Regions from separate parts of the Homo sapiens genome. Here region 2 is linked to region 1. Evidence: chromatin contacts called from ENCODE Hi-C or POLR2A ChIA-PET data. All regions are on one chromosome and are shown on one strand. Each heading gives the region's core, a stretch centred on a gene start or an enhancer-like site at or near the end of the contact. The rest is flanking DNA. Distances are from core to core; before and after follow the strand shown. Region 1 has its middle 330 kb from the start of CNR1. Region 2 overlaps RNGTT (RNA guanylyltransferase and 5'-phosphatase).

What was found. Hi-C counts contacts between places; a loop is a spot of excess contacts on that map. ChIA-PET counts read pairs that join two places held with the same protein, here RNA polymerase II (POLR2A). Pooled maps may share reads with other maps.
Region 2: a loop to region 1 is called in a map with no recorded cell type, with 8 times the contacts of the local background. The contact joins two enhancer-like sites. A Hi-C loop is called at or near these places in 1 of 168 maps with a recorded cell type or tissue (OCI-LY7), 16 of 37 single-sample maps with no recorded cell type and 6 of 50 pooled maps. POLR2A ChIA-PET finds 5 or more read pairs at or near these places in 2 of 52 experiments (OCI-LY7 and T-cell).

The regions. Positions count from the first base shown.
Region 1 is chr6:88,489,846-88,497,328 of GRCh38, reverse strand. No RefSeq gene overlaps it. Among named protein-coding and RNA genes, the nearest start is that of CNR1, 330 kb to the right of the region's middle. Within about 2 kb of position 2,833, at least 2 of the 41 ENCODE cell types and tissues checked have a DNase peak (open chromatin) inside an H3K27ac peak, as active enhancers do; they include OCI-LY7, where a contact is called at or near this core.
Region 2 is chr6:88,611,689-88,619,171 of GRCh38, reverse strand. It overlaps RNGTT (RNA guanylyltransferase and 5'-phosphatase), which reads left to right. Exons shown (of 16, transcript NM_003800.5): 15 at 4,777-4,900; 16 at 6,290-7,483. The coding sequence ends at 6,453. Among named protein-coding and RNA genes, the nearest start is that of RNGTT, 350 kb to the left of the region's middle. Within about 2 kb of position 3,036, at least 3 of the 41 ENCODE cell types and tissues checked have a DNase peak (open chromatin) inside an H3K27ac peak, as active enhancers do; they include OCI-LY7, where a contact is called at or near this core.

The DNA of each region.
Region 1 (7,483 bases), core at 1,584-4,083:
CTCTCTAGGTCCAAACATATAGCTCTTCTTTTTAAATGAAATTTTATTTATTTTTGTAAAGATAATACATGCACACGATAAAAAATATAAAAAGGAATAAATATTATTTGGTGAAAATTGTGCTCCTAGTATTCCTGTCCCAAAGCCACTCATTTCCCCTTCTCAGAGCAATCACTGTTATCAGTTCTCTTTTGAAGCCCTGCAGTGCTGTTCTATGCCTGAAAACCTGTTCTATTCTGGGTAGAATTCTTCTCACATTGTTTTCTCTTGCTTTTTTCACTTAATAATATATCTTGGAAAGTGTTCCTTATCAGTTTGTAAAACTGCCTCATTCTTTGTTATTATTATTATTATTATTATTTGGTTTCGTTCTTTTAAATGACTGCCTAGCTTTCCATTATATGGAAATACAAAATATATTTAATGTACTTCCAGTGGAAATTCAGCTGTTTTTTTTCCTACTCTGGCATTTACAAACAATGTTGGAATGAATAACCTTGTAATTATATCACTTTGCATACATGTATATTTATCTGTGGGATACATTTCTAGAAAGGGACTTGCTAGGTCCATTGCTGATTTCAGTTTTGACACTTATAGTCCAATTGTTCTCCAGAGAGGTTGTGCCATTTATAGTTCACCAGTAAGGTGGGACCCAAATCCCCACACTCTTGCCATCGTGGCGAGTCATTAAACTTTCTCTTCCTTGCCAATATGATAGGTGAAAACTGGTATCTCAGGGTAGTTTTAACTTTGCATTTTTCTTATTATAAGGGAGATTGAGTATGTTTTCCAGTCTTCAAGGGGATTTAATTTTTTTCTGTGAACTATGTGTTAGTATCCTATGCCCATTAGAAAGTTTGGAGTATTCATTCTTTTCAAGATTGATTCCTGAGACCTCTTTGTATGTTACAGAGTTTTTCCTTTTGTCTCAGATAAAGTCTTTTAAATAGCTACATAATATTATATATGAGCTATGCTTATTATTAGATATTCCTTTTTTTTTCCCTGGGAATTGTTTACCAGGACAAATAATGTTGCAAAAATATCCTGGTATATACATATGAACTCGTACTTTTATTTTTGTAGGGTATATTTCCCAAAGTGGAATTGCTTGTTCTAGAAATATATGTATTTTAATATTAATAGATACTGTCAGATTACTTTTTCAAAATTCTGACATAATCACATTCCCACCCTTAGTGGAAGGAAGTGCCTGTTCCCCTGCATCCCAGTCAGCACTAACTGTTATTGCTCTCTTACATTTTGAAGTGGTAAATGGTGTCTTCTTGTGGTTTTACTTTGTATTTATCTGACCACCAGTGATGCTGAGCATCTTTTAATATGTTTATCGGCTATTTGCATTTTCTCTTCTGTGAGTTGCTTGTTCATATCCCCTGCCTGTTTTTTCCTCCTGGATTTTTGGGTTGTTTTCTATCAATTTGTAGGGACTTTTTTTGTGTACAGTCAGTGTTCTGTATCCTCGGGTTCCACATCTGCAGATGCAACCAACCATGATTAGAAAGTATTCCAAAAACTAAAAAAGAAAAAAATGACAAGACAAGAATAAAAAAAATCTAAATAAAAAACAATAGAGTATAACAACTATTTACACAGCATTTACATTATATTAGGTATTAGAAGTAATCAACAGATGATTTAAAGTATACAAGAGGATGTATGTAGGTTATATGCAAATACTATGCTATTTTATAGAAGGGACTTCAGCAATCCTTGGGAACCTGGAACTAATCCCCCACAGATACTGAGGGAGAATATATTAGCAATATTAAAGTTTTATTTGTAATGAATATTTTTCCAATCTCTTATTTGTTTCTGTACTTTGTTTATAACTTTTCCTAAATGAATTTGAATTTTTTTGCTGTCAAATATATCTTTTCATGTATGGTTTCTGAGCTTCCTGGCTTTATTAAAGAGTTCTTCTCCACTCTTTCTGTAAAGGGCCAAATAGTAAGTATGTCAGGTTTTATGGACCATGTCGTCTCTGTCCCACCTATTCACTTCTACCATTATAGCTTGAAAGCCACCAGAGACAAAAGAAATGAATGAGGCTGTGTTTCAAGAAAACCTTACTTATAAAAGCAAGTGGTGGGCTGGGCGTGGTGGCTCATGCCTGTAATTCCAGCATTTTGGGAGGCCAAGGCAGGTGGATTACTTGAGGTCAGAAGTTGAGAGCAGCCTGGCCAACATGGTGAAACTCCTTCTCTACTAAAAATACAAAAATTAGCTGAGTGTGGTGGCACGTGCCTGTAATCCCAGCTATTCAGCAGGCTGAGGCAGGAGAATAACTTAAACCCAGGAGGCAGAGGTTACAGTGAGCTGAGACCACACCACTGCACTCCAGCCTGGGCAACAGAGCAAAACTCCGTCTCAAAAAAAAGCAAGCGGTGTCCTGCTGGTTGTAGTTTGTTGACCCTTGTGTTGAAGTGAAAGTCAAATGATGAAATCCTTTGTTCAAATCCTCTGAAGTTTCTCTATCTCACTTAGATGAGTACAAGCCAAAATTATACCCCATTTCACCCTCACTACCTCTCTGACTTCATCTTCTACAGCTCTCCCCTTGGTCAATCTGCTTTAACTGCCATAGCCTCTCTTTGTTCCTTGTACCCACCAGACAAACCCCAAGCCAGGCTCTCTCTCTCTCTTTGCACTTATTTTTCCCACTGCTTAGGATGCTCTTTCCCCAGATATTTGGGTAAATATTTTCCTTATTTTCTTCTGGATTTAGCTCAAATTTCAGCATATCAGGATGTCCTTCCCCAGCCACCTATTTAAAATTTAACCCCCTGTTCTGCCACATACTTTCTGTTCCTCTTTCCTGTTTTTTTCTTTTTAACTCCCCACTAATACTGTATAGTTTACTTACTTATAATGTTGATCATTTCCTCTCTTAAAATATAAGTTTCACAGGGGCAAGAATTTTCATCTGTTTTGTGTCCTCAGCACTTAGAAGAGTGTTTGGCATATAGTAATTTTTGTTGAATAATTGAATATACATAATAGAGAGGGAGAACTGAAGATACATATATATATAGAGAGAGGGAGAGAGAGAGAAGCAGGGGGTGATATCAGGAGGAAGGTCCTTGAGAATGAGAGATAACCAGCTTTTAGGGGAGCAGGGACACTTCTTCATTGGAGTAAGAGATAAAAGGGGTGCCTGGGCAGTTTCGTCTATACCAGGGCTTCTCAGCCTTGGCACTATTGACATTCTGGGCTAGATAGTCCTTTGTAGTTGGGGGCTGTCTGTTGTAGGATATTTAGCAGCATGCCTGGCTAAGATATCCCAGTAGTAGCCACCTCCTCCAGTTGTGACAATCAAAAATGTCTCTAGACATTGCTGGATGTCCCCTGGGGAGAACAATTTCCCTTGGTTGAGAACCACTGGTTTCTTTATTTAGACTGTGAAGGGGGACTTTTTAGTGATGACTCTTATTCCCTCAATTACGTATAAGATGCGGTCTTCAGATGAGAGTTTGGGGGGAAGGAGTAAGAGGTTTGAAGAAAGAGAAGCTATGTAGTGGTGGCCTCAGAGTGGGAAAAGGCAATGGTGAATAAGAAATAGGCTTGCCTCCTTCCTGGCCCTGAGGAACATGAAGTGGGGTGAAAAATAGCCTCTTTGTCAGAGGGCTGCAGGGGAGGCATGCTTGGTGGACAACCATTCAGAAATTAGGTTTCTGATCACAGACTAAGAGTTTTACAGAGCTCAGGGAAAACATTGGGGAGGGAGGGGTGTTGGATGGGATTAGGCTTGTTCAGTATAGTGTGGGGGCTGAGAGATCCATATAACTGCTAATGGGAAGCCTTGGGTTTCTGAAGGGGACTGATATACAGTAGGCTGGGACTAGTCCTGAGAGCCTGATGGAAGGTTGGGAAGCTATCAGATCAGTGTCATAGTCCTGAGTACTTTACTTGAATGTGCAGTAAGCCTCCTGGAGGAGAGGTGGCCAGCCCTTCCATGCTTTCATTACTAATGAGGATGGAATTATTGTTTCTGTTTCCATTTCAAATCGGTCACTGCTAGTCTAGGGAAAAGCTTCACAGTTTTGTATATTTATCTTATCTTTAGCCTCTTTGCCAAATTCTCTTATTAATTCTAATAGTTTTAATGAAGTTTATTAGTTTTTTAGTTAAGCAATTATACCATCTGTAAATAAGTTTCACACTTTTAATGTGACCAATACCAACTGAGGCCCACTGTATAAAACTCATTCCTGAGACCCTTTTCAGCCCCCCAGCTTAGTCTCCCGTTCATGGTTAAAGCAGTTATTCTGTTCAGCCACTGGATGGCAGTGACTCAGCATATCTGTGATACTTGGTTGGTTTGTAGGTTTGTGGAGATATTAGCTGCGCAAACTTTATTCCCAATAGAAAAAAAAAATCTATTTCTAGCAAATTCAAAAAAATTTAGAACCAGTCAACTTTCAGCTAGCTGTAAATATGTATCTACAGATTATCTTATATCAAAGCAACACAAATGAGTTCTTGCTCATTAAAAGGCCTTTCTGTTCTTATGGTTCTTTAGCAAGTCCAATAACTTTAAGGATCATTTACAGTGGGAAAGATCTTTATATTTCAGGAATTCCTTCTTCATAAGCTGGGCTTAATTTTGGGAGATCGTCTTCAGCTTTGTCCTTTGAATATTTGAGATTATCTCCTTTTTAAACTGAAAATGATATCAATCTTATGAAATCTAGCTCTGTTTTTCTATTTCTTCTGTTTCATTTGATAGTTTGACTCAAAAAGAAATGGTACATATCAAGACAAGCTGTCTCTCCAAGACCTGATTTTCTAATATCATCTTGAAAAACTTCATGTGAAGTCGTCCCGAAATGGTTTACTTCTCTATTTGCCAGCCTTGCTTTGAACTCAGTGGAATGAGTCATTAACCTTAGCCCTCCTGGGAAACAACAAGCCAGGAGTATCACTGGATTCTTATGATCAAATTATCCCAAACAACATATAAAATTTATATTATCAGAAAAGAGTAGGAATAAATACAGTTTTCTCTATACAAACAACTACATTGTTTGGTACAATGAAAGCACAGAATTTGTGTCCTAAATTTCTCTTACTCTATAACAGGAGTCAGCAAACTTTTTCTGTAAAGGGACAGACAATAAATATTTTAGGATTTGTGCGTCATATGGTCTTTGTAACGACTATTCAACTTTGCTGCTATAGTGCATAAATAACCCCAGACAATACATAAATGAATGAGCAGAGCTGTCTTCCAATAAACCTTTATTTACAAAAACAGGCTGTGGGCCAGATTGGGCCTGTGGGTCGTGGTTTTCCAAACCCTGCTTTATAGTAAAGTTGTTCAATGGAACTCTGAGGATGTGTGGGACTTAAGTGAACAGGGTCAGAGAACAGGTCCACAGCCAGTGAAATCAGAGAATGGATCCGGGGGTACATCAGGACCCACAGAGTAGGTGTTTGTGGAAGACAGCCCATGTTTCAACTTAGAGAAGTGACTATAAAAATGGAACTAAAACCTAAGAGCAGGAAGGCAAGAGACAGGGGCATGGTGCTGTTTTAGATTCCCTATCTGATTTCCTTGTAGCTGTGAGAATCGCATTGCTAATTATAGTGTCTTGAAACTATTTTCAACCCCACTCTTTCCCTGGGAGTAATGGATTATGCATAGTACAAAAAAGTGCATTTTGTCCAGGCAATGTTTCCCGAGGGACACTCCCCAAAGAAACTACCACCAGAGAATTTGAGTGTGACAGTTTCTTCTCATTAGAGATTCCTAAAAGCCTGGGAATAATCTGTTGTTTACAGTCTCTGCTAACCTTTTCACTACATTGAGGGATCCTAATGGGCTTCTGCCTTTCTTCTTTGGGTAGAAGGAGAAAGAGAAGGATGTATTAGCCTCTGACACAAAGAGACAAAGGAAGGGTCAGAGGCAAGGGGAGCCAGCATACGGTTCCATGGCTCTCTGGAGTATGGGGCAGCGATTGCCTGGCTTCCTCACTTTTGCATCTCTAGGCCCTGGGGCAATGCTGGCACATAGTATGTGCTGAATACTGCTTATAGAATGAATGAATGAGCTGGTTCTCAATGGATAAAGAACAGAGTTAATTGGATCATCCATTTGCTTCTTATGTTCTACAGTACAGAGTGAGAAAGAAGGACTTAAGATCAATGATTATACAGGAATTCACTCTCAAAGAATTTTGGGGTCCAGGCCATATCCTTCCTGTAACATACAGACTTCCCTCTCCACTTAGCCCATTAGGAACCCTCTGTTCTTGGAAACCGCTCAGCACTGATTACTCATCCGGCTCTTTTGTGTACTATGCAAGTGTTCAGTTTAGCTTACTTTTTTTTGAAGCTAGGTCCAAGGGGGACAGAGTTGAATAAAACAGTCTCCCCCCTCAAGGAACTCATGGTATGACACGCCTATATTATGTATCTATGTCTTTTCTCCCCTGTGAAGATTATAAACCCCATGATGTAAGGTACCCCTTCTTTTGAATCTGTCCAGTTACTACTGTGGGGCGGAGGATTCAGCTTAATGAATATTTGCTGAGTGTACAACATATGTACTTATCAGGCCATCTCCTTGGCACAGCTCTTAACCAAACTGAGTATTTTAAAATGGCCCACTCAAGCTGGGAGCAAACTGTAGTCAGAGCAGGATGATTCCAAGTATACGTTCCAAGTGTAAGTTCTACTTTCACTCTCAGCTTTACCACCAGGTCATCCTCCAGCTCAAAGTGACTTCAACAATCCTCTCTCATCTCTGTTCCTTCACAAGAAAGATGGGGATACATGAACCCTGACACCATGTAGTTTTCCCAGTGCTCTGAAATCCCTACATGAAAGGGTTTAGGCAAAATATGAGCACATTCATATGTGAGTGCTATAAGCTTTTATCTCAAAGCCTTCTCAGTTTAGAGTTTCGGTTGGGAAATAAAACCACTTCAGGGACAGAGAACTGCTGGCTCCCAGCAAAGTTAAGAATAAGGGAAGTTTTACTTTTCGTGCCTCTTGTTTCTGAGCTCTTTCTCTATCCAGTCTCCTAATGGAAACTTGTTCTCAGCTAACCGTTGCACTGAAAATTAGCATATGCATTTATTGGAATTTTAGTCAGAGGTTCAACAGGATGTTTTTTGGAGGGGGTGGGCAGAGAGAAGGGAATAGACAAACTAATTTTTAAGTTTGTATCATAGAATAAAATGGGAAAATTATCAAGGAAATTTTGAAAATTAACAACTAGGTGAACTTGCCTTAATAAAAATTCAATTATATAGTGATTGAAATAAAAACAGAATGATACTATGATGTAGTTATAGACAAATAGGCCATTGGAAAAGAACAGATAAACAGATCCAAGTATATTTAAGGAATTTGACATATAATAAAGGAGGCATTTCATTTTCATGGGAAAATAATGGACTATTTAATAACTGGTACTGGGAAAACTGGCTATGCATTTGAATAAAAGGATTTTATA
Region 2 (7,483 bases), core at 1,787-4,286, 120 kb before region 1:
AGAAAAATCTGTGGTAGGGAGCCCCATGGAGAAAAGGTGGAAGCAAGATAAAAAGACATGGAAGCCAACCTGAGAGTTTTCAGTGGCCAAAACTAGAACAATTTGAGCAATGAAATAAGTGACGAGTATTTTATTATAAACCAAATAATAAAATAAATATCCATGAGTCCATACCAATACAGATAAGCAATTAAATGAATAAATAGGGGAGAAGGGACAAATCTTTCTTATGGAAGAACTCTAGATAATAGATGTAGAAGGAATGGAGGATACAGAAAAATCCCATTAGAACACCGCAGGAATAATTGCTCAGGCAAGAGTTACAGATGAATGCCAAAATTAATAAGTGAAACTTTTCTTTGAGCTGCTAATTTAAAATCTTGAGAAGTACTAGATCCGTTTTCATCTGATAGTTTCTTAACCCCAGATTATTTATAGATTCAAATAGTATAAAAGTGTGGTATGCAATCAGATGGATACAGGCAACAAATTTTTTTCAACATAAAATATATGGTGTGTTGCTCTGTTTTTTTCAGAAACAGTAAAACCTCATCAGTTCAATGTAATTTGGGGTACAGATGTGAAATCTTGTTTTATAAATATTTTATTCTTTTTACTTTCAAGGTCTCATTAACTCAAACTAGGATAACAGTTGATTAGAAGACCTGATGGGGTCCTGTTTTAGTAAATAATAATATGTAATTGGCTGAGGATGATTATTGTCATAGTAACAAATTAGATCTAAAATTAAACTCCTCTCCCTTATACCGGTCATTCTTTTGATCCGACCATTATTGGAAACTGTTTTTAGTTTGTATACATGTGGGAGATATTATTTTTATTAGTTAAATATATTTTACCACCTAACCAAATGAGTAACTTGTAGTGCATCTATCTTGGGACTATAACTGGTGTGATCAATGAAGAATGATGTATTGTTCTTAAATACGGAAATACGTTTAGGTTAGTAGTGGCAGGTACGTGCATTTTCTGGAAAGCTCTGTTTACCAGATTTTTAGTGGCCAAGGAGATACACAGATAGTTAATAGTACTGCTTAATTGTTACAGTCAGATTGAGTAACATAATTTATAGCAATTCTGAAACTGAGAACACAAGAATGATAAGCTATATGATAAAGACCACAGTTGCTAGTCAGCAAAAGTGCAGACTACACATTGTTGACTAGCAAGCCATTCTTGTAAAGTACATATGATAAAATTTTCTTGACAGCTGTTTTCAAAGTCAGCCTTCCTATGTCATCATGGTTCCTTTAGTAAATTTACTTCTAAGGTTTTTTTTTTTTAATTAAGCAGTGTTTCTTGCTGAAAGAAATCAAAGAAGATACAAATAAATAGAAAGACATTGGTGCTTGTGGATTGGAAGACTTAATATTGTTAAAACATCTATACTACTAAAATGCATTCCACCCCTATCAAAATCCCAATAGTATTTTTTGCAGAAATTAAAAAACTATCTTAAAATTCATACAGAATCTCAATAGACCCCAAAAGGCCAAAACAATCTTGAGAAAGAACAAAGTTGGAGGCCTCACACTTCCTGATTTCAAAACATACTTCAAAGCATCTAATTTAGATGGCATACTTAATTACTGGCATAAAGATAGAGATACAAATCAATGGAGCAGAATAGAGAGCCCAGAAATAAATCATTGCATATATGGCCAAATGATTTGCCACAAGGGCGCCAATACTACACAATGGGAAGGGACAATCAATATCTTCAACTAACAGTGTTGGGAAAGCAATATCCACATGCAAAAGAATGAAGTTGAACCCCTACCTTACACCATATACAAAAATTAACACAAAAATAAAGACCAAAACATAAGACCTTAAACTATTAAACTTGTAAAAGATAACATAGGAGAAATCTTTTTTTTGGAGATGGAGTCTCCCTCTCTTGCCCAGGCTGGAGTGCAGTGGCACGATCTCAGCTCACTGCAAGCTCCGCCTCCCAGGTTCATGCCATTATCCTGCCTCAGCCTCCCGAGTAGCTGGGACTGCAGGCACCTGCCACCACGCCCGGCTAATCTTTTTGTATTTTTAGTAGAGACAGGGTTTCACTGTGTTAGCCAGGATGGTCTCGATCTGACCTCATGATCTGCCCACCTCGGCCTCCCAAAGTGCTGGGATTACAGGCGTGAGCCACTGTGCCCGGCCAGGACAAATCTTTAGGACATTGGATTAGGCAATGATTTCTTGTGTGCAACACCAAAATCATAGGCAACAAAATAAAAAATAGACAAAGAGGACTACATCAAAGTTAAAAACTTATGTACATCAAAGGAATCAATCAGCAGTGTGAAAAGGCAGCCTACAGAATGGGAGAAAATAATTGCAAATTGTACATCTGATAAGAAGTTAATGTCCAGAATATATAAGGAACTCCTACATCTCAACAACAATAAACAACCCAATTAAAAAAATTGACAAAGTTTCTTGTATACTGAAGAAAGTATACTGAAGAAAGTATACAGCCAATAAGCACATGGAAAGATTCTCAGTCATTAGTGAAATGCAAATCAAGACCACAATGAGATAGCACCTGACACCATCAGGATGGCCACTATGAAAGAACAAAAAGTTTAAATTAGAGCACAGTAAACAATGGGCGTCAATTTTTTTTAAAAAAAAAAGGAACAAAAACTAACAGGTGTTAAGGATGTGACATTGGAACCCTTGCATACTGTTAGTGAGAATGTAAATTGATGCAGCCATTATGGAAAACAAAGGGGTCCTCAAAAGATTAAAAATAAAATTATGATCCAGTGATACTGCCTCTGGGTGTATAGCCAAAATAATTTAAAACCGGATCTCAAAGAGATATTTTCACACCCACGTTCTTTGCAACATTATCCAAAATAGCCAAGAGGTAGAAGCAGCCCACGTGTCCATTGACAGATGAATGGCTAAAGAAAATGTGGTGTATACATACAGTGGAATATTATTCTACCTTTAAAAAGAAAGAATTTCTGTCACATGCTACAACATGAATAAACCTCAAGGACATTATGCTAAGTGAAACAAGCCAATCACAAAAGGACAAATAGTGTGTGATTCTGTTAATACTCGTATGAAGTATCTAAAGTAGTCAAAATCATAGAAACAGAAAGTAGAAAGGCAGTTATCAAGGTCTGGGTAGAGGGGAAGGGGGGCAATTAGTGTTTAGGGAGTATAGCATTTCAGTGTTGCAAGATGGAAAAGTTCTAGACATACACTTAGCATTGCTGAACTGTACACTTAAAAATGGTTAAGATGGAAAATTCAATGTTTTTTTACCACAGATTTTAAAAAGCAATGTTTCATTGCCTAATTTTATATTTGGTTAACAATTTTACTGATTGTTCTATGTCCCAGGCACTTTCAATTATTATTCTTTCAGTGACCCAGTAAATTAGGAACTTGTTCCCCATTTTAGAAATTAGGAAATAGACACTGAAAGGTTTAGAAACTTATTTCTGTTAGACCTTACATGTGGTATAGCAAAACTGTGTTTACCTAACTGAATGAGTTGTCCAATACTTGCATATACACAGTGTTTCCAAAATAAAAGAATGGGTCCCTAGAAAGCAAGGCAAGAGAATTGAGACTAAAATAATGAATATTTGAGGATAAATTTGGCAAGTTTGCTACTTGGAATATCACTTTTTTGGGCATGTCTAGTTCCAAAACCACTGAGTGTATTGCACCTGTTGGATTTGTTGAAAATGCAGATGGTACAATCAAATGTAAAGGGAAAGGAATATAGTTTGAAAGTTTTTATGAAGACATGTGCTGCCTAATCTGCGAATTGAAAGCATCTTTTAAAAACTTACTTCTCGTCATATTCCTAGGTGGTAGTGAATATGTGGGTAGAAAAATGAGAATGTTTCAGATAATGCTAATGAAGTTAAATGATTGCAGTCTACCATATTGTGAGGAAAAGTTGTTAGCCATGAAAGATGAGGACAGAATTAAAATATTACCATGACTGGCATTTGATTTGAAAACTACAAAGATAAGCTTAGGTTCCTATTTATGAAAACCATTCTCACAGCCCAGTGAAATATCTTTTAAAAGGTTCGTAGTTACCATGGATACTTGTTAGCTTTGATAGAGTATCCATATTCAGTCATCTGAGGTGAAGAAGCCAAAAAACCCATCAACTAATGTCACAAATAGCTTCATCTGTAAATTTGTACTAGTTTGGGGATGGAAAGGCTAAGTTTCCTGAAGATTAGATTGTTGGTTAATTGTCACTGCTTGGAAAGCAAAATATTTAGGATGTACATTGCCTGAATTTGATCCTAGTATTCACTATTGATATGTAACTTTTTCATTTAACTAGTACACGGCATTTCTTAGATTTTAACATAGGAATTTAGATGGTTAGACCTTTCTGAAAGTTGATGAAACCTAGGCAGTATACTCAATTTCTGAAAGCCGTAGAGACACAGACAATATTGAAGGTATTGGTCCCCATGGTAACATATTTGCATTTGGCCCAGCATGGCTGGTTTCTGCCTAGCTTCTTTTAATTGCTATATATTGACAGCCATTTTCACAATTATTTATAAAATGTCGGATAAGTGAGCATGTGTACAAGGGAGTGCACACCATACCTTAAGCTTGATTAGATACTTCAGATGACAAAGAGCTCTCTGCATGAAGAGTTACTGAGGTATTTTTATCATTTCCTAATGTGCCTGTCACATAGTAGAAGCAAAAAGCCTTTCAAGTTATTTAAATATTTTCCTCAATTCTCTTTCAAAACAGGTGACAAAAGAGCTGAAACAGTATGACAACAAAATTATAGAATGCAAATTTGAGAACAACAGCTGGGTCTTCATGAGACAGAGAACAGACAAAAGTTTTCCTAATGCCTACAACACTGCCATGGGTGAGTATGACAACTTACCAGTGCTTATTATATTTAAAACAAAAATTAAGGTGTTAGACCCAAAGTGTGCTGCCTTTGTTGTTTTGCTTAATGGGGCATAGTCATTTGGACTTCATCCTTGTTTGATGGGAAAGATACGTCAAGTCTGTATTCTGTTTGGCTCCAGTTGGCTTGTAGGTTCTACTCTCTAAACTGGTGATCTTGTGCCCATGCACCCAAAAGAGAAGTTTAAAGGGCAGGATACTGGGCTGTATACAAGTTGAATTTATTGAACAACAACAACAACAGAAACCATGATAATTTCAGATCTATTCAAAACTATAAAAACCATTGTTTGCCAGATGGTAAAAGACAAAATTATCAGGGGAAAATGTAATTTCCAGCTCTTAAAATAGCTTTATAAACAATGGAGAACAAAGTAAACGAAAACCATTTAAAAAGACAAAATCTGCTATGCTATTCTTCAGAGTGTTCTTTGGGTACAATATGAATGCTTTGGGAATTCAGAATAGTAAGTTTCTTTCATGGGGAACAACACAAATTAATTGAAGTTTATAAGGTATACCACTACCAGTAGCAGTTGTTGTTCTGGATTGCATTTTTAGTGGAGTTGAAAAAAGGTAAAAACCAAGATAACAGGTTAATCAAACTTTACTTTTAGAATGTGCAGTTGATGAGGAGGATGATGATGATGATATGATAAGCTAATGAGAAAATATTGAAATTGCCAATTTCAGCTTTGCAGTTTAAAAGTTACTGTTGTACATTTAGGAGTTCTCATTGGAACTAGCATCCATGTTCAGACAAGATGAGTTAATTTCAAAAGTCAGGATGATTAAGCCAATGTCTTTTCTTCTAAGACCAAATAGGTAAATAAAATGAAAAGGACTGGCACTAAATTTTGATAAGAGAAGATAATATGGTCTGCTAGCTACAATGAAACCACCTATTCAACAGGAATGGTGGCTGGTGCCATGTTTTATGTTTCGTAGAGTAGACTTCTTTCTGAGAGAAAGATTGAAGGACTATAGTGCACGTTTTCTGTAGAAGTTTTAGTTGAATACAGACTATGGTGCAATGTGTTGTGTTAGATTAAAATCCCATAAAAACTGGTTTGGGAGGGATAGAAAACCGTGGGGAAGACATGCTTATAGCCCAAACATTTAAAGTTTTGGTTTAAAATTAATACTGCAGTAAAGAGTAGCCATTAGACAAGCACATATTTTGGGTGTAGGGTAGGGAGGAGATAGTTCAATGTGAAGCACATCACTCAAATGGGTAAAATGGAAAGTATTTAGTATATTGGGATGAAAACCTTTCTCATAAGCCTGTGGTGAGTCAGCTGCCTTAATTAACCCTCACATGAGACCTGTCTCCCTTTGTCCACAGCTGTGTGTAACAGCATCTCAAACCCTGTCACCAAGGAGATGCTGTTTGAGTTCATCGACAGATGTACTGCAGCTTCTCAAGGACAGAAGCGAAAACATCATCTGGACCCTGACACGGAGCTCATGCCACCACCACCTCCCAAAAGACCACGCCCTTTAACCTAAGACCTGCCTGTGACTTGAGGGTTAAGAAGAAAGAGGAATGAGGAAAAAACGCTGTTGCCCATTTTTGTAGCCAGAGAAATTGAAAAACGACTGTGGCTTGATGTTGATACACATTTGAATTTTTTTTAAAAAAAGAAAGTTATCGTAGCCAGCCTGTAAATACTTGATGCATTCGTTTCCTCAGTGCTGCAATACATCGTGGACTTAAACATCTTATTTATCTGATAAACTCAGCCTTACCTTGTGGAATCTGAAGATTGAAATATCCAAAGGTTTAAACAAGATGGAAATCAATGAAAAAGAGGCCTTGTTTATATATGGGTAGCTTCACATTTAATTTATAAAGTTAACAATCTGGAAACTGTGAGCCCATAAAACAGTATTTTTTAGAAGTTGTGTTACAACTGTAGCAAATTTTCCTTTTAAAAAATCCAGGCAATGGCATTAAACATTCTTGCTATCATTTACCATGGATTTCCTACATTTCTGAGATCCCTGTATTCAAAAACAAATGACAGGGTTGTTAAGTTGTACTATATTAAACAACTTGGTCTGGTTTATATCATTTTAACAAGTTTTTTGGAAATGTAAAAGAAAAAAGTAAAGCTCCATTTTTGTGAATTGCATTGTTTCTAAAGGAAGTATTTTGAGTATTTTCATCTGTTTGTATTGTTTCGACTATGATATCAGATATCCAGTGTGTCCATTCTGGCAGTGGTTTTGAGTTACTTCATGGAACTTGGACATACACCACCAGGTCCTTTATGTGTTGTTCTCCTGGGAGACTTCTTTTTTTAAATGCCAGGGCTACTTCTGCTTTACCTCAGTGGTATCAGCACATTGTAAATTACGTTAAAACACACAACTCACTGTGATCTATGGGAGTGATATCAAATACAAACGATGTTGTGTTCCTTCTCTCGAACAAAACAGCAAAGGGAATGCCAGCTAACTTCTTTGATTAGAAGGTAATGTCATGGAATAGAATGCTGTCACCAGAAAATGCTCTCCCACTGCTAGATAAATGCAG